Linked DNA regions of Homo sapiens: all the other regions are linked to region 2. A link is a loop called in an ENCODE intact Hi-C map of the cell type or tissue named here. Cell type or tissue: PC-3. All regions are shown on one strand. Links, peaks and the distances in the headings refer to the core of each region. The heading gives the core; the rest is flanking DNA.

Region 1 (11,052 bases), core at 2,594-7,593, 94 kb before region 2:
TTTTTTTTTTTTTTTTAAATAACAGAGGCAGGTTCTTGCTATGTTGCCCAGGCAGCTCTCAAACTGCTGGACTCCCAAAGTGCTGGGATTATAGTCATGAGTCACCGTGCCCTGCTGGAAAGTCATTTTTAAAGTGTCAAGAACCTTAAAAATGTTTGTACTTTTTGATCTTTGTTCTGGGACTCTAGCCTAAGGAAATAATTCTAAGTACAATAAAAGCTTTCTGTACCAAAATACCAATTGCAATATTATTAATAATGTAAAAAATGATACTAAAACACTCAACTATAGGAGAATAGTACTGTGAAATAGTACTGTAATCATGAAAAACTCATTATAATAAAGCCAAATGATTATTGTTGAAATAAATGAAAACAACTAAACTCAGTATTTAATATAGAGTTCGATGATGGCTGTGTTAAAACTAGAGTAATGTATGGCTGGGCGTGGTGGCTCATGCCTGTAATCCCAGCACTTTGGGAGGCCAAGGCTGGAGGATCACCTGAGGTTGGAAGTTCGAGACCAGCCTGACCAACATGGAGAAACCCTGTCTCTATTAAAAATACAAAAAATTAGCCAGGCGTGGTGGCGCATACCTGTAATCCCAGCTACTCGGGAGGCTGAGGCAGGAGAATCACTTGAACCTGGGAGGTGGAGGTTGCAGTGGCCTGAGATCATGCCATTGCACTCCACACTCCAGCCTGGGCAACAAGAGTGAAACTCCATCTCAAAAACAAAAAAAAAAAACAAAAAAAAAAAAACAAGAGTAATGTATACAGTGAGACATTTTAATACTAGTTATCTTTGGATAATGAGACAGAGAAAATTTTATTTTTTTCTACTTTGTTTGTTTGGTTGAGACGGAGTTTCACTCTTGTTGCCCAGGCTGGAGTGCAATCGTGGCTTACCACAACCTCCGCCTCCCAGGTTCAAGCGATTCTCCTGCCTCAGCCTCCCTAGTAGCTGGGATTACAGGTGCCCGCCATCACACCCAGCTAATTTTTTGTATTTTTAGTAGAGATGGGGTTTCACTATGTTGGCCAGGCTGGTCTCGAACTCCTGACCTCAGGCAATCCACCCGCCTCAGCCCTGCAAAGTGCTGGGATTACAGGCATGAGCCACCGTACCTGACTACTTTCTTTTTAATAACACAAATTTTGTTCATAAATAAGACTTCGGCTGGGCAGAGTGACTCACGTCTGTAATCCCAGCACTTTGGGAGGCCGAGGCAGGCGGATCACCTGAGGTCAGGAGTTTGAAACCAGCCTGGCCAACATAGTGGAACAGCCTGACCAGCATCGTGAAACCCCATCTCTACTAAAAATACAAAAATTCACCAGTCGTGGTGGCAGGTACCTTTAGTCCCAGCTACTCGGGAGGCTGAGGCAGGAGAATCGCTTGAACCCAGGAGGCAAAGGTTGCAGTGAGCCGAGATTGCGCCACCGCACTCCAGCCTGGGTGACAGAATGAGATTCCATCTCTAAATAAATAAATAAATAAATAAATAAATAAATAAATCAGACTTCATAAAATTAAATGCAGGGTTGGTTCCTGTTTTAAAAGGGGAATAGTAGGCTGGGAGCCGTGGCTCACGCCAGCACTTTGGGAGGCTGAGGCTGAGGCAGGCAGATCACCTGAGGTCAGGAGTTTGAGACCAGCCTGGCCAACATGGTGAAACCCCGTCTCTGCTAAAAATACAAAAATTAGCCAGGCGTGGTGGTGCGCACCTGTAATCCCACTACTCAGGAGGCTGAGGCAGGAGAATCGCTTAAACCCAGGAGGCAGAGGTTGCAGTGAGCTGAGATTGTACCACTGCACTCCAGCCTGGGCAAAGAGCGAGACTCCGTCTCAAAAAATAAAAAAATTAGCCTAGAATAGTGGCGTGTGCCTGTAATCCCAGCTACCCGGGAGGTTGAGGCAGGAGAATCGCTTGAACCCAGGAGGCAGTGGTTGCAGTGAGCTGAGATTGTGCCACTGCACTCCAGCCTGGGTGACAGAGCAAGACTCCGTCTCAAAAAACAAAAAGAGAATAGTAGAAGGCAACATGCCATTTTATTTAAAATTGCAAATTAGGTTTTTTAGATGGATGACAGTTGAGATCATTAAATCCCATTTCTGCCTCTCAGATTTCCACAAAATAGTATATTAAATACTCAGTCCTAAGAAATGGCAGAGTTTCCAAATTGCCTCTCAACACCAGAGGGAATGGCCCAGGTTCTTCCCTTACGATAAAGGTACATCATTTGATAAACAAAGGAGTGTAGCATTAAGACTCTTACAAGGTTGTATTGCAGAAGTTACTTCCGTGTCTTCACTCACAATGTGTATTCCCACCTTTATTTCCCATTCAGTAACACTGCCAGTTTCATCATCTCTCCTTTCAACTTCATTGAAAAGAGGATGCTGACTGGAATTTGGCTTAATAGTATCCACCACAGCCAGGTGCCTACAGTCCCCGCTACACAGGAGGGTGAGGAGAGAGATTTCCTTGAACCCAGGAGTTCGAGACCAGCCTGAACAAAACAGGGAGACTCCACCTTTGCAGACAACACACAACAGAGGCATTTCAGATGGGACAGTAGAGTTTCCTGAGATACACTTGATTTTTAGTTTTAAGCAGAGGAATTTTCCTGGAGAGTTTCAGTTACAATACCATACTCATGAGGATGGTAAAAAAAAAACCTCATAGTAAACATTCAGCAAAACATAGGTTATAGGGCAGTCATCTCCTTTAACACTTTATTGGGGTTTGTATATGAATTCTGAAATATTGTAGGCCTAATCCTGGTACAGAACCAAAACTGGGTGCGTTGTACTTGAACAGCTGACAAGTCCCCAGTACGGGTCCGTATAAAGTAATGGAGAAGAAACAGCCCTCTTAATCCCAGAAAAGTCTTTATTTGCCCTGATTGAAAACCAAATCTCATTCAAGAAACTTTTTCTACTGTTCTATAGTTTACAAATAATCTTATTACTTTTATAATTGGAAAAACAACAATAAACCCACTGTTCAAGGGAAACAGCCAGTTGTACTTTCCATTAGTCAGTGCTACTGTTTGGAACACAGATTTTTCCTAGAAATGGAATTAATATGAGCTTATCTTCTGCAATCATTTATTTGATTTAAGAGGAAACTGAGGTTTGAAGAAAGGCAATGTCTCCAAACCAATCCTGCCTCCTGGCCCTCTGGCCCTCACTCCACACTGTCTTGGAGCATGACTGTGGCACAGTGTGGCACCTACCAGGCACTTCATAGCATCTCAGTGAGTTACAGAGGATTGGGCTCAAGGAAGCTGATCCTGGGAGTGATGGGTATCCTACATTCTTGTGGAGAGGAGGGAGCTGGAGTTGGGAATATGCTGTGTGATGTGGTTCAGATGTGTGTCCCCTCCAAATCTCATGTTGAAATGTGATTCCCTCCCATGGGGCATATACTCAAAGGAATATAAATCATTCTACTATAAAGACACATGGCTAGGCATTGTGGCTCACACCTGTAATCCCAGCACTTTGGGAGGCTGAGGCAGGCAGATCATGAGGCTGGGAGTTTGAGACCAGCCTGGACAACATGGCAAAACCCCTTCTCTACTAAAAATACAAAAAATTAGCCGAGTATGGTGGCGTGCGCTTGTAATCCCAGCTACTCGGGAGGCTGAGGCAGGAGAATTGCTTGAACCTGGGAGGCGGAGTTTGCAGTGAGCTGAGATCTTGCCACTGCACTCCAGCCTGGGCGACAGAGCGAGACTCTGACTCAAAAAAAAAGACAAATGCACATGTATGTTTATTGCAGCAGTATTTACAATAGCAAAGACTTGGAACCAACTCAAATGTCCATCAATAATAGACTGAATAAAGAAAATGTGGCAAATATACAACATGGAATACTATGCAGCCATAAAAAAGAATGAGTTCATGTCCTTTGCAGGGATATGGATGAAACTGGAAGCCATTATCCTCAGCAAACTAACACAGGAACAGAAAACCAAACACCACATGTTCTCACTCATAAGTGGGAGTTGAACAATGAGAACACATGGACACAGGGACAGGAATGTCACGCACCAGGGTCTATGGGGGAGGAGTAAGGGGAGGGAGAGCTTTAGGGCAAATACCTAATGCATGTGGGGCTTAAAACCTAGATGACAGGTTGATAGGTGCAGCAGACCACCATGGCACATGTATACCTATGTAACAAACCTGCATGTTCTGCACATGTATCCCAGAACTTAAAGTACAAAATTAAAAAACAAAGAAAAAGAAATGCGATTCCCAGTGTTGGAGGTGGGGCCTGGTGGGAGGTGTCTGGGTCTTGGGGGCGGATCCCTCATGAATGGCTTGGTGTCCTCCCCGTGGTGATGAGTGAGTACTTACTCTGTTAGTTCACATGAGAGCTGGCTGTTTAAGGAAGGCTGGCTCCTCCTCCCTCCTTTGCTCTCTCTTGCACTCTCTCTCTCCCTGTCTCTGTCTCTCTGTCCCACTCTTACCATGTGACACACCTGCTCCTCCTTCACCTTCCGCCATGATTGAAAGCTCCCTGAGCCTTCACCAGGAGCAGATGCCAGCGCCATGCTTCCTGGCGCCTACTAAACTGTGAGCCAAATTAAACCTCTTTTCTGTATAAATTACCCAGCCTCAGGTATTTCTTTATAGCAACGCAAAAATAGACTAACACAGAAATGGGGCATCACCTGAACTACAAGGCCCTCTGAGCTGGCTATTGCTTCCTCCTCAGCAACAAGTCAGGCCACAAGGTTCCTAGTAACTGCCTGTAACCCGGCCTTTTTCCTCACCCTGGCCTTCCTTCTATCAAGGTACCTGCATTAACCGGGCTTCCTGCTTGGAATGACATCTCCACCCACAGAGCTCTGCCTCCAGTTAATTCATGCTCAGCCTCAGGCCTCAACTCCATATCCCTTCCTTGAGGAAGTCTCCCCTGACCCCTATACCAGGTTAGACCTTTTTTTTTTTTTTGCTTTTCCTTCATTGACAGTTCACCACTATAATTAAGTAACCATCTCCCTATTGTGCGTTAATGTCTGTTTCTTCCTCCAGACCACAGGAACCTTATGGGATTGTTTACCCGGTATCCCTGGCAACAAGCTGATCCTGGCAGATAGGGAGCGTGCAAAGCACATTAGATGAATAAATAAATGAAAATTATTGATTCTTCCAGCTCCACCAGGGGGCAGGGGCTGTAGCCTTCTTTCCCTGTCTGCTCCCTGGATCTGCTCCCATGGTGCTGGAGAAAGCAAGTGTAGCATTGCTTGTTTATTTATGCTTCCATTTGTTCAATAGATATCTACTGAGAGCCCGCTATGTGCCATTTTGGAGTCAGTGGTGAACATAGCATCAAAATCCTGCCCTCACAAGATTACTTTATTTTTTTTGAGATGGAGTCTCACTCTGTCGCCCAGGCTGGAGTGCAGTGGTGCGATCTCAGCTCACTGCAACCTCTGTCTCCCGGGTTCTAGCAATTCTCCTGCATCAGTCTCCTGAGTAGCTGTGACTACAGGCTTGTGCCACCATGCCAGACTAATTTTTTTGTATTTTTAGTGGAGATAGGGTTTCACCACATTGGTCAGGCTGGTATTGAATTCCTGACCTCAAATGATCCACGTGCCTCAGCCTCCCAAAGTACTGGGATTACAGGTGTTAGCCACCATGACCGCCACAAGATTACATTCTATACTGAAGGAGACAGACACTAAGCAAATAAACAGGAAACTATGCTGTATGCTGGTGCTAGGGCCAGAACAATTTATGAGAGAAGTGGAGGTGGGGGAGCCATACTAAATAAAATGGTTGGAAAAGGCCTTCTTGATAAAATATAATTGAGGAAAGACAAAGGATATAGCAATATGATGAAAGGGCATGTCAGATAAAATTCAGATGTCCAGATAATTTTGAATTTTATTTTATTTTATTTATTATTATTTATTTATTTTTTGAGACTGAGTCTCACTCTGTCACCCAGGCTGGAGTACAGTGGCATGATCTTGGCTCACTGCAACCTCTGCCTCCCGGGTTCAAGCGATTCTCCTGCCTCAGCCTCCTGAGTAGCTGGGACCACAGGCATGCGCCACCACACTGGGCTAATTTTTGTATTTTTTTAGTAGAGAAGGGGTTTCACCATGTTGGTCAGGCTGGTCTTGAACTCCAGACCTCAGGTGATCTGCCTGCCTCGCTCGGCGTCCCAAAGTGCTAGGGATTACAGGCATAAGCTACCATGTCCAGCCAAAATTTTTTCAAATTCTAATGTTTTTAATTCACAAATTGCAATTCATATTGCCACGGAGGAAACAAAATTGTAACTAATGAAGAATTCTAAGAGCTGTTTTTTGTTGTTGTTTTTTTTTGAGATGGAGTCTCAGTCACCCAGTCTGGAGTGCAGTGGTGCGATCTCGGCTCACTGCAACCTCCACCTCCTGGGTTCAAACAATTCTCCTGTCTCAGCCTCCCGAGTAGCTGGGATTACAGGCACCCATCATGATGCCCGGCTAATTTTTGTATTTTTGTAGAGACACGGTTTCAACATGTTGGCCAGGCTGGTCTTGAACTCCTGACCTTAGGTGATCTGCCCGCCTCGGCCTCTCAATGTGCTGGGATTACAGGCATGAGCCACTGTGCCAGGCCAAGAGCTGTTAAAAGTAGTACCTGATCTTTGGCTTTTGGGGTACCAGGAATTACTTTTTACTATGAGAGAGAACTTGACTTTTGCGTGTGCAGTGGCTGACGAGTCACTGGCAAAACCTGGAAAGTGGCTGACAGGGTTGTAGTGAATGATTATTATTGCAATGGGCTATTTGTTCTTTACGCACTTAGATTAAAAGGCAGGTTTGAACACCTGGAGGTTGTGGGAACATTCACTACCAATGGTTAAGACTCTGATGGAAGATGAGCTGATCACAGAGTGGGCTGATTTGCATTGGGTTGCCCACTAGCCTCAGGGGAATGTCTTTACAGAAAGGTGTGCTGTGGAAGCACTGTGTGGCCTGGTCTCATGGGGTTCCTGTCTTTGGGAACCCAAGATTAAATGTAAATGTGGGATACTGGCAGGCACAAGTGGAAGCCAGCACAACTAATGATGCAGAATTTTTTGTTCCTTGGTTCAGCTAAATCCAGAAAAATTAGGCACGCAGAAACATTGAAAGGTGAGGATGGTGCCAGGTGCGGTGGCTCACACTTGTAATCTCAGCATTTTGGGAGGCTGAGGTGGGCAGATACTTGAGGTCAGGAGTTTAAGACCAGCCTGGGCAAATTAGTGAAACCCCATCTCTACTAAAAATACAAAAAATTAGCCAGGCATGGTGGTACATGCCTGTAGTCCCAGCTACTCAGGAGGCTGAGGCAGGAGAATCACTTGAACCTGGGAGGCAGAGTTTTGCAGTGAGCCAAGAGCATGCCATTGCACTCCTGCATGGGCAACAGAGCAGGACTCAGTCTCAAAAAAAAGAAAAGAAAGGTGAGGAGGGCGGAATTTATTAAGCAAAAGGAGGGTCCTATATGCAGGTATCCACCTCACAAATTGAATACAAGGCCATCACATGCAAGTTGAAAAGGCGTGGCTCCTCTCCAGCATTAGGCATGAATTCCTGGTGGCTCCACCCCATTCTTCCAGTGTGCATGCTGGCCCTTAGTCTTAAGGAAGGAGACCACTACTACTCCTGCTGCCCTCCTCCCCCCACCTTGCCTAGTTCACAAGACAGGAGGAGATAAAAAGCAAAAAGTTGGAAAAAAACAAAAGTAAGATAAATAGCCAGACAACCTTGGCACCACCACCTGGCCCTAGGAGTTAAAAAAAGTAATAATAGTAACATCAACCCCTGACCTAAACTACCTGTGTTATCTGTAAATTCCAGACACTGTATGAAAAAAGCGCTGTAAAACTTTTTGTTCTGTTAGCTGATGCATGTAGCCTCCAGTCACATTTCCCACGCTTGCTCGATTTATCACGACCCTTTCACATGGACCCCTTAAAGTTGTAAGCCTTTAAAAAGGCCAAGAATTTCTTTTTCGGAGAGCTCGGCTCTTAAGACATGAGTCTGCTGATGCTCCCGGCCGAATAAAAACCTCTTCCTTCTTTAATTCGGTGTCTGAGGAGTTTCGTCTGTGGCTCGTCCTGCTACATTTCTTGGTTCCCTGACCGGGAAATGAGGTGATTAACTGACGGTCGAGGTAGCCCCTTAGGCAGCTTATGCATGCTCTGTAGAGCATCCCTGTGGGGGACTCCGGCTTGAGCAATGCGGATCCTGAGAGTGCTCCCGGGTAGGCATTTGCCCCAGTGGAACGCCTTGCCAGAGCAGCGCGTGGCAGGCCCCGGTGGAGGATCAACGCAGTGGCTGAACACCGGGAAGGAACAGGCACTTGGAGTCCGGACATCTGAAACTTGGTAAGACTGGTCTTTGGAACTTGCCCACTCCGTTTGAGTGGAAGCGTGGCCTGATCACCCACAGCGTGTCTGTACTGGCACTTTGGTTTTTGTTTTTGACTTGACTTGAATTGCTTGATACTTTGGTTTTAACCTTGATTTTGACTTGACTTGAATTGCTTGATAAACAGGCATGCCTTTATTGGTACTTTGGTTTTGGTTCTGATTTTGACTTGGCATAAATTGCTTGACGAACAGGTGTGCCTTTAACAACACTTTGGTTTTAGTTTTGATTTTGATTTAGTGTGAATTAGACGAGTGAGTGACCTTTTACCCTTTCCTTCTTGTAGTGTGAATTTTTTTTGTTTCAAGAGAAAAATAGGTCAGACACAAAGTAAGCCCACTCCGCTAGGAACTATGTTAAAAAATTTCAAAAAGAAAAATAAAAGGAAAGTCATCAAAGCATCAAAACTTACTCTATTAAAATGCATGTTACAGAACCTTAGGAAAGGTTCTGTGGGAGATTATAGAGTTAAGTTAACCCCCTAGAGGTTAAGAACTCTGTGTGAATTAGAATTGCCCTCTTTTGGTGTTAGATGGCCCACCGAAGGAACTATAGACAGGGAACTATTGGCCATGTATTTAAGGTGGTGACAGGGGTCAGAGGGCAGCCAGTGTACCTAGATCAAATTCCTTTATATTGACTCATGGTTAAATATAATATAGGCAAAACCAGCATAAATTTAGCCCTGTTGAACAGCTTATTGCAAAAAAGCCAAAAGTAAAAGAGCAGCTTCGCCGGCAGACAGAGTTAAAAAGGGAGTCCCAGAAACAGCAAGAGAAGCCAGTTTTGCGGGAGCCGCCAGAGATAACAGAAATTCTTTCTCCATATATCCCAGCCTACCCCGCTTTACTGAGGCCAACAACCCCCTCAGAAATGAGATTCAGGAGCTAACACGCTCCAGGTTTTACCTTGAAGGGGAGGATCGGAGCTTCGAGAGACCAAGGAAGGAAATCAAGATAGTCAAGTGGGCCATCTCAGATCTGAGAGGCTATGCAAATGCCTCTCAGGGAGACACGAGGACCTGTCTATTATAATGACCAGGCCCACATCCGGGGGGTTGGGGGGGACAACAGACTTTCATCTATCAGCCCTTTTCAACCATTGATCTACTAAACTGGAAACACCCTGAACCCACCACCTTGCTCCCGGCAGCTAAAGCCCTGTCGAGCATAACTGTGTAGAGGTGTTGGACTCAAATTTACTCTAGCAGACCTAACCTCCAGGACCAGCCTTGGGCATCAATAGACTGGGAGCTATACGTGGACGGGAACAGCTTCATCAACCCCCAAGGAGAGAGAGGTGCAGAATATGCGGTGGTAACCCTGGACACTGTTGTTAAGCTGAGCTCATTGCTTTAATTCGGGCCTTAGAACTCAGTGAAGGTAAGACTTGTAAACATTTACACTGACTCTGGGTATGCCTGTTTAACCCTCCAAGTGCATAAAAAATTGTATAAAGAAAAGAGCCTGTTAAACTCTAGAAAAAAGGGAAAAAAAGACCCAGAGAATGCAATTCAGCTTCAGCATTTGCAGAGGTACTGAGAAGCACTTCTGCAGAGTCTAAAAGTTGGTAGAAAAAAGCAAGTAATATAAAAAAGATTTCAGAAATCCTTCAAGGAGCTGACAAGAGCCTAAGTCAGTTTTATAAGAGACTCTATAAAGCATTCTGGCTTTATACCCCACTTAACCCTGAGGCTGCTGAAAATCAGTATGCACTGAATATTTTATTTGTAAAGCAAGCCCAGGGTAACATCAAGCAGAAGCTGCAGGCATGAATACCACCTAGTCTATAAAAGTGGCCACCAAGGTGTATGTTAACTGTGACCAAGGAACAAAACTGGGAAAGAGCAAAGGAAAAAGAAACACTAAGAGTAAGTGTGAAAAAGAGAATCAGAAGAAAACAGGAGAGACAGACAGCAGTGCGCGGGGGCAAGGCCCGTGCCGTTGCCCAGCCCCGCCAGCTGGCCGTAGGAGCAGGAGAACTCAGAAAAAAAAAAAAAAAAAAAAAAAAGTAAATTAAAGACTTAAGAAAAAAAAGCCAATCTGTTAGCAACAGCTCTCATAAAAAGAAAAATTAGCACCGTGAGAGGACATGGATGTGGATGTAGATGTGAAAGAAGTCAAGTTAGGCAAGGATTCAAGAGCCGGATGAGGCTAGAGATTAATGTGCGAGATGCAAAAAGAAAGGACACTAGAAAGGTAAATGTTCAGAAGGCAATAAAGGAAATGGCCACTCTGCATTGATTTATTTCTCTTACTGTGCATGTGTTAAGGGATGGAATTTTCCACTGTGGGCATGTTTAGGCAAGCTCCCTATATATAATGACATAGATGGCATTTGCCTGTCTCCTGCCTCTATCACTAGGGGAAGTTAGCTAGTTGTGCTGGCTTCTACTCGTGTCTGCTTTCCACATATTAAAAAAAATTTTTTTTAAGGTCGGGTGTGGTGGCTCATGCCTGTAATCCCAGCACTTTGGGAGGCCGAGGTGAGAGGATTGCCTGAGCTCAGGAGTTCGAGACCAGGCTGGGCAACATGATGAAAACCTGTCTCTACAAAAAAATACGAAAATTAGCTGGGCAGGGTGGTGCACGCCTGTAGTCCCAGCTACTCATGAAGCTGA
Region 2 (5,000 bases), core at 1-5,000:
TAGTAAACTTTTCCTTAAAACCCAGATAGTACCTATTTTGGGCTTTGTGAGACCATATGCTCTTTGAAATATTCAACTAATATGAATCGTTGTATTGCAAAAGCAGTGACAGGTAATAGGTAAATGAACAGGCTTGGCTGTGTTCCAGTAAAACTTGACTACCTTATGTGATATTTCAGAAAAACTTGCCTCTCTCACTCAGACTCATATTGGGATCAGTTTGAATTCTGTTAGCTTACTGCTAATCATCTACAGTGAGCTGGCCTTGAACTTTCTTTGGTAGTAGAAGCCATCTGTGGGTTGAGTAATTGGTTATTTAAATAAGCATACATTCAGAACAGCACTATGCTACACCATGGCGGTGCTGTTCAACATGGAAGGATTTGTGAAGGTTCCCTGTTGTCATAGTGACCATGGGAATCCTGGAAGGAGACATTAAATAATAAAAATAACCCCAAATTTTGAATATGGCTGTCCTCATTGATCTGGTCTCCTCTTCCTGTCTGCCTTAAAACTTGCAGAAAGGGAAAAGTGGTGGGGATAGGTTCTTGCACTCACTTCCAGCTGCTTCTGTTCTTCCTTCTTCCCTCATCAGGTGAGAAGGGATGAAATGTTAAGAATGACCTGTCTTGGAGAGACCGCCTGGGCTATGCAACTGGAGGGAATTGGGGGGGGACTTATGCTACGCAGCTTTCTCAGGTCATCTTGACAGCTTTGATTCTGCGCAGCAGTGCAGTAACATGCAGCCTCACATCCACACCACACCAGTGCAAGTACCTGTACCTTTACTGGGATCATTGGAAACAACGTTTCTTAGCAGGGGCTTGGTGCTTTTTGTGAATACAGTCCCACAGGCCTTTCTCCGCAGTTTCAAAATTCAAAGCACTCTGAAAGCCTAGTGTTTTTAATTACTAATTTGCCATTTGACCTGAAGTGAACTAACATGAGACTATTTATAGTCTGTATGTACCTGGCTAGGCTATGTTTCACTACAAAAATATTAATGTGCTTGATTGTGAGTTGCTGCCCCGGATTCTATTCAAGGGGCTATATTACACATACACACACACATACACACTATCTCTCTCTCCGTGCACTATTTTATCTTCCTAAAAATCTGAAAAATTCTTTATTCCAGAATATACCTGGCCTCTAGAGTTTTGGATAAGCAATTGTGGACCTGTATTTAATACTGTACAATAATAATGATAGTCTATGGCTGTGGTGCATTTACTGTGAGCCAGAAATTGTGCTAAATATGTGTTCATTTTTTAAATTGTAATTACCATATGAGGTAGACATTATTTTTCCCATTTTACAAATGAGAAGACTGATGCTCAAAAAATTAGCTAACTTGTTCAAGGTGATAAAACTAGTAATTAAGATTTCTGAGACTTGAACTCAAGTCCTTATGCAACAACCAGAGTTAATTAAACACGTATGATGTGCCAGTTGCTGTACTTACACAGTAGGGAAAAACTGGGTACGGTCCCGGCCCAGTGTCTAAGCTGTCTAGGTCTGTCCAGTCTGTGTGGGCTTCATCTCCGTGTACATTTGTCTCAAGGCCCATTCCGTGCTGCCTTATATTTGAAATTTGTGGGTTCCCTATTAACCCAGAGCTTCCTTTTCTTCTGCCCTGTGGTCTGATTGGAGGAACGGGGAGGGCACATGAGAGGGCGGTGCACAGTGTAGGATAGGAAATAAGTCAGTGCTAAATTGCATCATAGGAATTTGTATAAATTCTGTCATGCGGAGAAAGAAGAAACATTAGGGTATGCTTAGTTGGAGAGGCCTTGACAGAGAAGTGGGATTAAAGAGGGTTATGAAGAACCAAAAGGTGTAAGCTGCAGAGGGTTCTGAGAAAGTCTCTCTTCCTTTCCTGTTTCTCCCTTTCTGGTTAGCACTTCCTTGGTAGACTGTAAAAGATGTAGTCTCTCCTAAGCTGCTTTACAGAGCACATGTTACCGCTAGATCAAGTGTGTTTATGGGCAGGAGGAGACTGTGTTGACAGATAAGGGAGGTTCCTCTCATTTCCTTTGCCTATCTCCAAAACCTTGGCTTTCATCGAGGTTTTTATTTTCCCGCTTGTGTCCTTGAGAGGAGAGCCAGAAAAGATTATTGGATTCAGATTAAGTGACTTCTGTTTCCTTTTCTGGCAGTCTCCTCGCTACTGCCACCAAGTGACACATCTTTTCAGAGACTGTCCATTTTTTTCCAGGTTTTCCTTGCAGTGTTTGTCCTATTGGCTGTAGGAGGTGAATTTCCATGGTTTAATCTAAAAAGACAGGTGCCTCTGTCATAAGTAGAAAAGCTACAGTTAGCAGCACTAAGCAAAAGCAAAAAACCTTAGGAAAGGTTATGTCAAGAAAATTTATATGGATTGTTGGTAAAAATGGTGTCCTTGATGTATGTAATTAGTGGCATTTCTTCCTAAATGTGTTTACCTATATGCAAGGGCAACAAAGTGTACTGAAAGTATTTTAGATTTGAGTGTGAATTGTCTGGATTCCTCTTCTGGCTCTGCCACTCATATATTTGAGCAGGTAGCTTTCTCTCTAGAATGTATTTCCTCATCTGTAAAAGGGGTCTGATGATATTTACTACATAGAGGATTCAGTAAGCCCATGTATATAAGCCCATGTAGTGCTTTTAATATGTAGCATGTGGTCAGTAAAAGGAAGTTGACGAAAATGTATATTATGGGACCAAATACTCATAAAATCTGAGGAAAGTTAACTTTTATGTGGGACTGAGGTTACATGTTTTCTTGTGGCCTAGTCAGTTAGCCTGTGCTCTGGAACAGAGGCCTTGGGTCTCTTGTAATAAGATATGAATCCATCAGTTGTTCAGTGTTGATAATAAAGTCCCTGAGTAGAGCAGCAGCTGGCTGGGAAGTCTGTGAAGGGTGAGTTAAAAACTGACTGGTATAAAACAATCCATTGACTGAGGCCCCCTGTTTTAGGAAGATTTCACTTGATTGTAAAATTTTTAACACTTATACTTTCCCTTGTTTCAGAAAACTAAAATTTAAATAAGGATACATGCAACAGAAGAAGTAATAAATTGAATGTCAAGGCAGAAAGTAAAACAGCTGGAGTGAGAACGTGGACCTAACAATGAGGCTAATGATTAACAGCTAATGTTTACTAGTAGCTAACACTTATTAAGCGCCATTATGTGCTAGACACTGTTAAGTGTTTTGCATGCATTGCCTGGTGTAATTATAACATAGATGCTGTATGATAAGCCCTGTGATTATTCCTATTCTTTAAGTGGGGACACTGAAGAAACTTGCCCGAGGTTACATGACTAGAAAGTGTCAGAGGCAGGATGTTAGTCGGAATAGTCTGACTGTAGCACCCACTGCTGAAGCAATATGCAGTATTTTCTTTATAATTTTGTAGCAGAGGTAATAGTAGCATTTATTGGAGCATAAAAGAAAAGGGTGTAAGGACGTACCCCACAGTTGATTTCTTAAAGGGAGGGAATTTTGAGTTAGACTTTAATGAAAAATATTTAAGATGAATATATTTAAAATAGTTCTTTGGTCCTGTTAGAATCATGACCATATATACTTTTTAAACTTTTTATTTTGGAAAATATTCAGACATGTGAAAACCTCAGAAAACAGTTAAAAAAATTTTCATGTATGTTTCACCTGGACCCCAGTGTTAACTCTTTATCACATATGTCTTGTTTTCTCTATTATTATGCTTATTGTAATCATTTGAGAGTAGTAGACACAGTGCTTCACTGCAATACCTGTGTATACAGTGGTTCTTAGAAACAAGGTCATTCATTTATATAATGTTAGGACAGCTATCTAAATCAGGATTAAGATTGATGGACTACTGGCCGGGCGCAGTGGCTCACACCTGTAATCCCAGCACTTTGGGAGGCCAAGGCGGGCAGATCACGAGGTCAGGAGATGGAGACCATTCTGGCTAACAAGGTGAAACCCCGTCTCTACTAAAAATACAGAAATTAGCCGGGCGTGGTATCGGGTGCCTGTAGTCCCAGCTACTCGGGAGGCTGAGGCAGGAGAATGGTGTGAACCCGGGAGGCGGAGGTTGCAGTGACCTGAGATCATGCCACTGCACTCCAGCCTGGGCAACAGAGCAAGACTCCGTCTCTTAAAAAAAAAAATTGATAGACTATTAATACCTGATTTACGAGACATACTCAAATTTCACCTGTTGTCATGCTAATGTCCTTTATAGCAACAAGAAAATTTTTTTTTTTTTGAGACGGAGTCTCCCTCTGTCGCCCAGGCTGGAGTGCAGTGGTGCGATCTCGGCTCACTGAAAGCTCCGCCTCCCGGGTTCACGCCATTCTCCTGCCTCAGCCTCCTGAGTAGCTGGGACTACAGGCGCCCGCCACCACGCCCGGCTAATTTTTTGTATTTTTAGTAGAGACGGGGTTTCACCGTGTTAGCCAGAATGGTCTCGATCTCCTGACCTCACGATCTCCACCCGCCTCGGCCTCCCAAAGTGTTGGGATTACAGGCGTGAGCCACCGCGCCAGGCCTTTTTTTTGAGACGGAGTTTTGCTCTTGTTACTGAGGCTGGAGTGCAGTGGCGCGATCTCGGCTCACCGCAACCTCCGCCTCCCGGGTTCAGTGATTCTCCTGGCTCAGCCTCCCAAGTAGCTGGGATCACAGGCATGCACCACCACCCTGGCTAATTTTGTATTTTTAGTAAAGATGGGGTTTCTCCATGTTGGTCATGCTGGTCTTGAACTCCCAACCTCAGGTGATCCACCCACCTCGGCCTCCCAAAGTGGTGGGATTACAGGCGTGAGCCACTGCGCCTGGCCGAAAAAAAAATTTTTTTAATCCTGTTTCATGATCCAGTTCTGGAACACACACTACATTTAGGTCTCATATCTGTGTAGTTTCCTTTTTTTTTTTTTTTTTTTGAGACGGAGTTTTTCTCTTTTCTCTTGTTGCCCAGGCTGGAGTGCAGTGGCACGATCTCAGCTCCCTGCAACTTCCGCCTCCC
Region 3 (5,000 bases), core at 1-5,000, 190 kb after region 2:
TCACTCGGATGTTTGCTGACCCTCATAGCAAGGTAAGTCTGAAGTCATGCCTGCCCTGTCTTTACCCCTGCATGTCTGTGTGCTCTGTGTGATATACTACCCAAGAATGAGAGAGAATTCCCGATAGTGCAGTTCCGACCTTACAGAGTCACACCGGTTTCAGCACTAGTGTATGTTACATCTTTTAAAAACAGAATTCTTGGAAACTTAAATGTGCATAAAATTTCAAGTTAAATAAGTGTGTTTCAAGTAAATGTTATCAGGGAGAGAATCAGATGGTCTTTCTTATATTCAGCAAATATTTTTGTATGTCTCCTCTTAGCCAAACAGTGAGGTAGGTGCTAGGGTATAAGATTATATTATAATATCATGCATTTTTTAATGTTATAGTAGTGAAGAAAATAAGTATATAATTATTTTTGTATCCCGTGTAGAATATGTCCGTATAGGACAAGATAGAAAAAATGAGAATATGTAATGGATTTATTGATAAACCAGGTTATTTCATAAAATAGGATTTTGCTGTTACCAAGAATTTGCTGAACGGGGATCACTTAGCTGGTGCCCACACCTCCTGAGGGCCATAGGGAACACTAAGCCCAAGGAATGCTTTTTTTGATGAGAGAGTCCCAGCTGAGGGGGAAATGCCCATGAGTATGGGACAGAACACTTTCCAGGGGTGGTGGAAAAGACGTGAGACAGGGTATCTTTACAGAAGTTTACTTGGAGTCTAGATTTTAAATACTATTGTTAGGGAGAAGGCCCTTAGAGACTATTAGATGCTTTTAGAGGAAGAAGGTAAGGTGTGGAAATGGATAGAACCTTAAATGAGCAGAAGCAAATCTTTAATGCTGACATGCAGGATCAACTACAGTTTTCCTAGTAAAGATGGGCTCCTCCAAGTCTTGCTGGAAGAAAGAAACCTGTGATGGCCAGAGAGCCCAGCCAGTTAGTCATCATCATCTTCTTTCTTTTCCTATCCTTGCTTCCTCGTAGGAATTGTCCTTGAAATATCAAACATCCATCCACCCATTCATTCACCCAGTCATTTAACATTTACTGAGTACCTGCTCTGGGGCAGGGATATAGAAAAGAAGATATGGTCCCAGCCTTTTGAGGTGCTCATGAGAGTAAAGGGGATGAATGCAAGGGTTCTCCTCCCCTCCCCCCACAACAGCTCTCCTCACTCAGTGTCATTCTTGAAGCATGTCTTTAAACTTTCTGCTGTGACCCTCACAGCAAAGTCAACATTAACAATATTAATAAAAATCCACTGGGCACAGTGGCTTACACCTGTAATCCCAGCACTTTGGGAGGCTGAGGTGGGCAGATCACCTGAGGTCAAGAGTTCGAGACCAGCCTGGCCAACATGGCAAAACCCTGTCTCTACTAAAAATATAAAAATTAGCTGGGCATGGTGGCGGGCACCTGTAATCGCAGTTACTTGGGAGGCAATCACTTGAACCTGGGAGGTGGAGGTTACAGTGAGCTGAGATCGCACCACTGCACTCCTGCCTGAACAACAGAGTGAGACTCTGTCTCAATAAAAATTCAGGAAAGACTGAGCTTAAAGGCCACATAGATATCCAAAGATAAAATTTATCAAGATTTTTCTCTAAGGTAGTGGTAAAAGCAGTAAGATTTAACTCATAAGCATAATTAGATTCTTAAGATTTATAACGTGAACACTATTAGATGGTTTAGAACACTGATAAATTTCTGTTACCTGTCACCCCTAGATTGCTGATTCAGAAGCAGAATGTGAGGATAAAGAAGGAAATTTGTTTCCATCAGAAGTCTCTTGTACAGTGAGTTTGGAGGTCTCAGTTTAGTTAGTATTTGTTAGCTGCCTGTAAGTGAAGCCAGGAATCCCACAGCTGAATGACTTTTTCCTGAGCTGTCTCACAGGAGACCCCTGGTGGTGAATAGTTGCTGTGCTAGAAATGAGGCGGTATAGGGTTTGTGGTTTGTCCAAGTAGAACAAGTTTCATTAACAAGGTAGGGATACTCAGTGCTACTTTTCTCTCTGAAATTGGTTCAGAGATATTCCACTGTGCACTCTATTTTGCCTTAGCAAAAATCATTACACAACAGCATGATGATTATGTTAATATTTTTATATATTTTATTCTAAGCCGTAATCTATTACTTTATGATATCTGAAATTGGTATACATCAAAATGTCTGACGTGAAAAGCAATAGCTACACAATAGTGAGTAGGTGTTTTTATTGGCTCATTTTATAATAGTATTTGTTGACTGCTAGATAGTGAATAAGAATACTATAGAATTAGGGCAAGAGGATTTGTTGTTGTTTAAGAAAGAAAAGCCTTCAGGATTAAACACAGAAAAGTTAATTTCTCTCTGTACTGCTTTTTAAAGACTTACATTGATGGAGGAGAGAATATTTCATTGGTTTGTAGCCTTTTCAGGTTTTCTTAAAAAAACGCATGAAAATGGTATTAATTCACTGCCAACTAACATGGAATTTGTTTTGTTGCATGGCCTCGTTTGCGGTGGAATTCACAACAGAGAGTAAGTTCCATTTCTTTTTCCTTTATCTGTTTTCTGCACTACATTTTCCTTCTGTACTATGAACAGTTGTTAACAGTGTTAACCTAAGTTACAAGAGTCTGGGCAAAGCACGTATGGGCATTTTTAATGTTTTGTAGACTTTGGAGGAGATCGTGAATTCAATATGTGAACTACTTGGTTTTCATTTGTGTCTAGGTTTTCAGTATGTTTTTGGAGACTCTTGTGGATTTTATAATAATTCATAAGGATGATTTACAAGACTGGCTTTTTGTTCTTCTCACACAATTACTTAAGAAAATGGGAGCAGATTTACTTGGATCTGTGCAAGCAAAAGTTCAAAAGGCTCTAGATGTCACAAGGTAAGTGTTTAAGGGTTAGGTCCATTTTGATGTTACAGGATACTTGTAAGTGACTTTTTGCCATTCTCTTTTGTTACCCATGGCCTTTGTCACCCCCTTGAATATCTCTTTTACTCAGTTCTCACTTTCTGTTGTTGACATACTTGTTGACATGTCCCACCAGTCCATGAAATGAAATACCATATCTTCCTTGTGTTGATATTACTTTTGTGAGTATTTAAGACATATATAATAAACAAATGTAAAACTTTGGAAATTGATTCTCTTCTCATTAAAAAACATTTAAAGGGAACATTTAGAATATTTGTTTACATTTCTCTGAAGACCTTAGTATTTTTATTACTTCAACTTACAAGTCTTACTAGAAATTTTTCTATCGGTGTATGATGTAGAGTTTCCATTGGTCCAGGAAAATTCTCTAAATTAATAGTACACTGGCTAGAGATTAATAGCACATTTGCAGTAGTTGTGACCCTTCTGGCTGTTATGAGAAAAGAAAAGCTGCTGAAGCCCAGAAAAGTTAGAAAAAGTACATGCTGCTGCTGTTCAGAAACCGCTTCTCTATTGTCTATGCAGTTGTGGGTCCTCAATATGCAAGTATGAAAGTTGAAACATCTCAGAAGACACTTTGCAATAATGTCTTGGTTGTGATTTGGTGGAAGATGGATGGGGGGAATGTCAAATTGGTGAACTTTTTTAAAGAACAAAGGAATAACTTCCAAGTCACTCAGAAAATTATCAGGGCAATGACTTTTATAAGTTACTACAAACTGGAATAATTCTAGTTATCATAGAATTTCAAGATGGAAGGACCTTAAAGATGATGCTCATTTTATCAGTGAGAAACAGACAGTTTGCCTTGACTTTGTGTTAGTGGCTGTTTGGGAACGCAAATCCAGGATTTCTGAAGATTGCACTGTTGTCTGTTTTTATTGTTGCAGGCTATCTTGTGGGTGTGTGTCCTCACCTCCTGTGGGGGCAGGGGGGTGGTATGGATAGCACTGGAACCTTCTCTTCCCTCTCTGGCTCCCTTGACTAGCACAGTAGCACATCCTGCCCTGCCGGCATCTCCCTATGCGTGCAGCTTTTACATGACTCTGACTTCAAAGTATGCGTCTGTTCCTCTACACCATGATGCCAGCTGTTTTCTTTTGGCCCTTGACCCTGTCAGTCTGTGTAATTGCATTGCTCTAGAATTCTGTTATCCAGAGCGATTACCCTTCTGGTTTTTAATGAACTCAAAGTAATGTACTTGCATCTGTCGGTGAGGCCATAAAAAAAGAATATTAAATAAATAAATAAATAAGAATCAAAGTAATGTACTAAATTTGCAATAAAGCTTTCAAACTTCGTCATTCCTTTGCATGGCTAAACTTAGTGGAGTTAGGGAGCATTACAGTACACCATTATACCAGTGGATTATAAAGGTTTAGCCAAGATTGACTGAGGGGCTAGGCTGATAAGCTGGTATAATTGAGTGGAGTAGATAGGATGGCTGTTGATAGACTGGGGCCGGTTGTGGCCACATTGGGACATGGGCTCAGTAGTACCAGACTTTTCAAGAAAGGTCAGAAATGTGGATTTGGGCAACATATTTGAGAATTTTTTAAGATACTGTGAAGGCCAAATAAAACACATGTGAGCCAGACTTGGCCTGTAGGTCGCTTAATTTAGGTGAATTTACCAATGACCAGATCTATTTCATATATTTAGGAATGGTAGGAGTATTAAGATTGTGTTCCTAAACTTTGGTGATTAAGGAATACAATTGTGACCTCCTGTTAGTTTTCCTGGATGCCCCTTTAAGAGTCCTAATCTCAGTAGATTTGGTCTGAGTGCCTAAAGCGTTTTTAATATTCCCTTCTTTTTCTCAGCAGTTGAGATGCACAGCTGTTTAAGCTGATCTAGAATAGTCAGCGACTGCTAATAGGAGGTTTTAGTGATGGCTGAGAATTGCTTCTCAGTTTATAGACTTGAGTGCTAATCTGCCTCAATTTCCTTTCCTTTACCTGTGCCTAACAATGGCGTATTTCCCGATTATACACACCCATTACTGAAATGTATTCTCCATCCACCCCATGCTGCCAGAAGAAGGGAGAGACATTT

Evidence for each region. Hi-C counts contacts between places; a loop is a spot of excess contacts. Peaks named below come from ENCODE experiments on the same cell type or tissue, not always from the same donor. Only the 100,000 strongest peaks of a DNase experiment are listed, where the experiment ranks them.
Region 1: it touches region 2 in a loop (7-fold over the local background); 6 of 110 quality-filtered maps call a loop at or near these places.
Region 3: it touches region 2 in a loop (2.4-fold over the local background); 2 of 110 quality-filtered maps call a loop at or near these places.

The regions. Positions count from the first base shown.
Region 1 is chr2:121,683,634-121,694,685 of GRCh38, reverse strand. The region is part of intron 2 of NIFK-AS1 (NIFK antisense RNA 1); the gene reads right to left. Among named protein-coding and RNA genes, the nearest start is that of NIFK-AS1, 40 kb to the right of the region's middle. In PC-3, for the core only: a CTCF peak has its summit at 5,183 (motif pointing right); no DNase peak of the experiment used is centred there.
Region 2 is chr2:121,593,544-121,598,543 of GRCh38, reverse strand. The region is part of intron 2 of CLASP1 (cytoplasmic linker associated protein 1); the gene reads left to right. Among named protein-coding and RNA genes, the nearest start is that of CLASP1, 53 kb to the left of the region's middle. RefSeq lists an enhancer at 1,489-1,558. In PC-3, for the core only: CTCF peaks have their summits at 1,991 and 2,196 (motif pointing left); a DNase peak (open chromatin) is centred at 2,163; H3K4me3 peaks cover 691 bases; H3K27ac peaks cover 712 bases.
Region 3 is chr2:121,399,403-121,404,402 of GRCh38, reverse strand. It overlaps CLASP1 (cytoplasmic linker associated protein 1), which reads left to right. Exons shown (of 41, transcript NM_001395891.1): 27 at 1-32; 28 at 2,533-2,535; 29 at 2,731-2,894. Among named protein-coding and RNA genes, the nearest start is that of TFCP2L1, 120 kb to the right of the region's middle. In PC-3, for the core only: CTCF peaks have their summits at 1,725 and 1,924 (motif pointing left); a DNase peak (open chromatin) is centred at 1,902.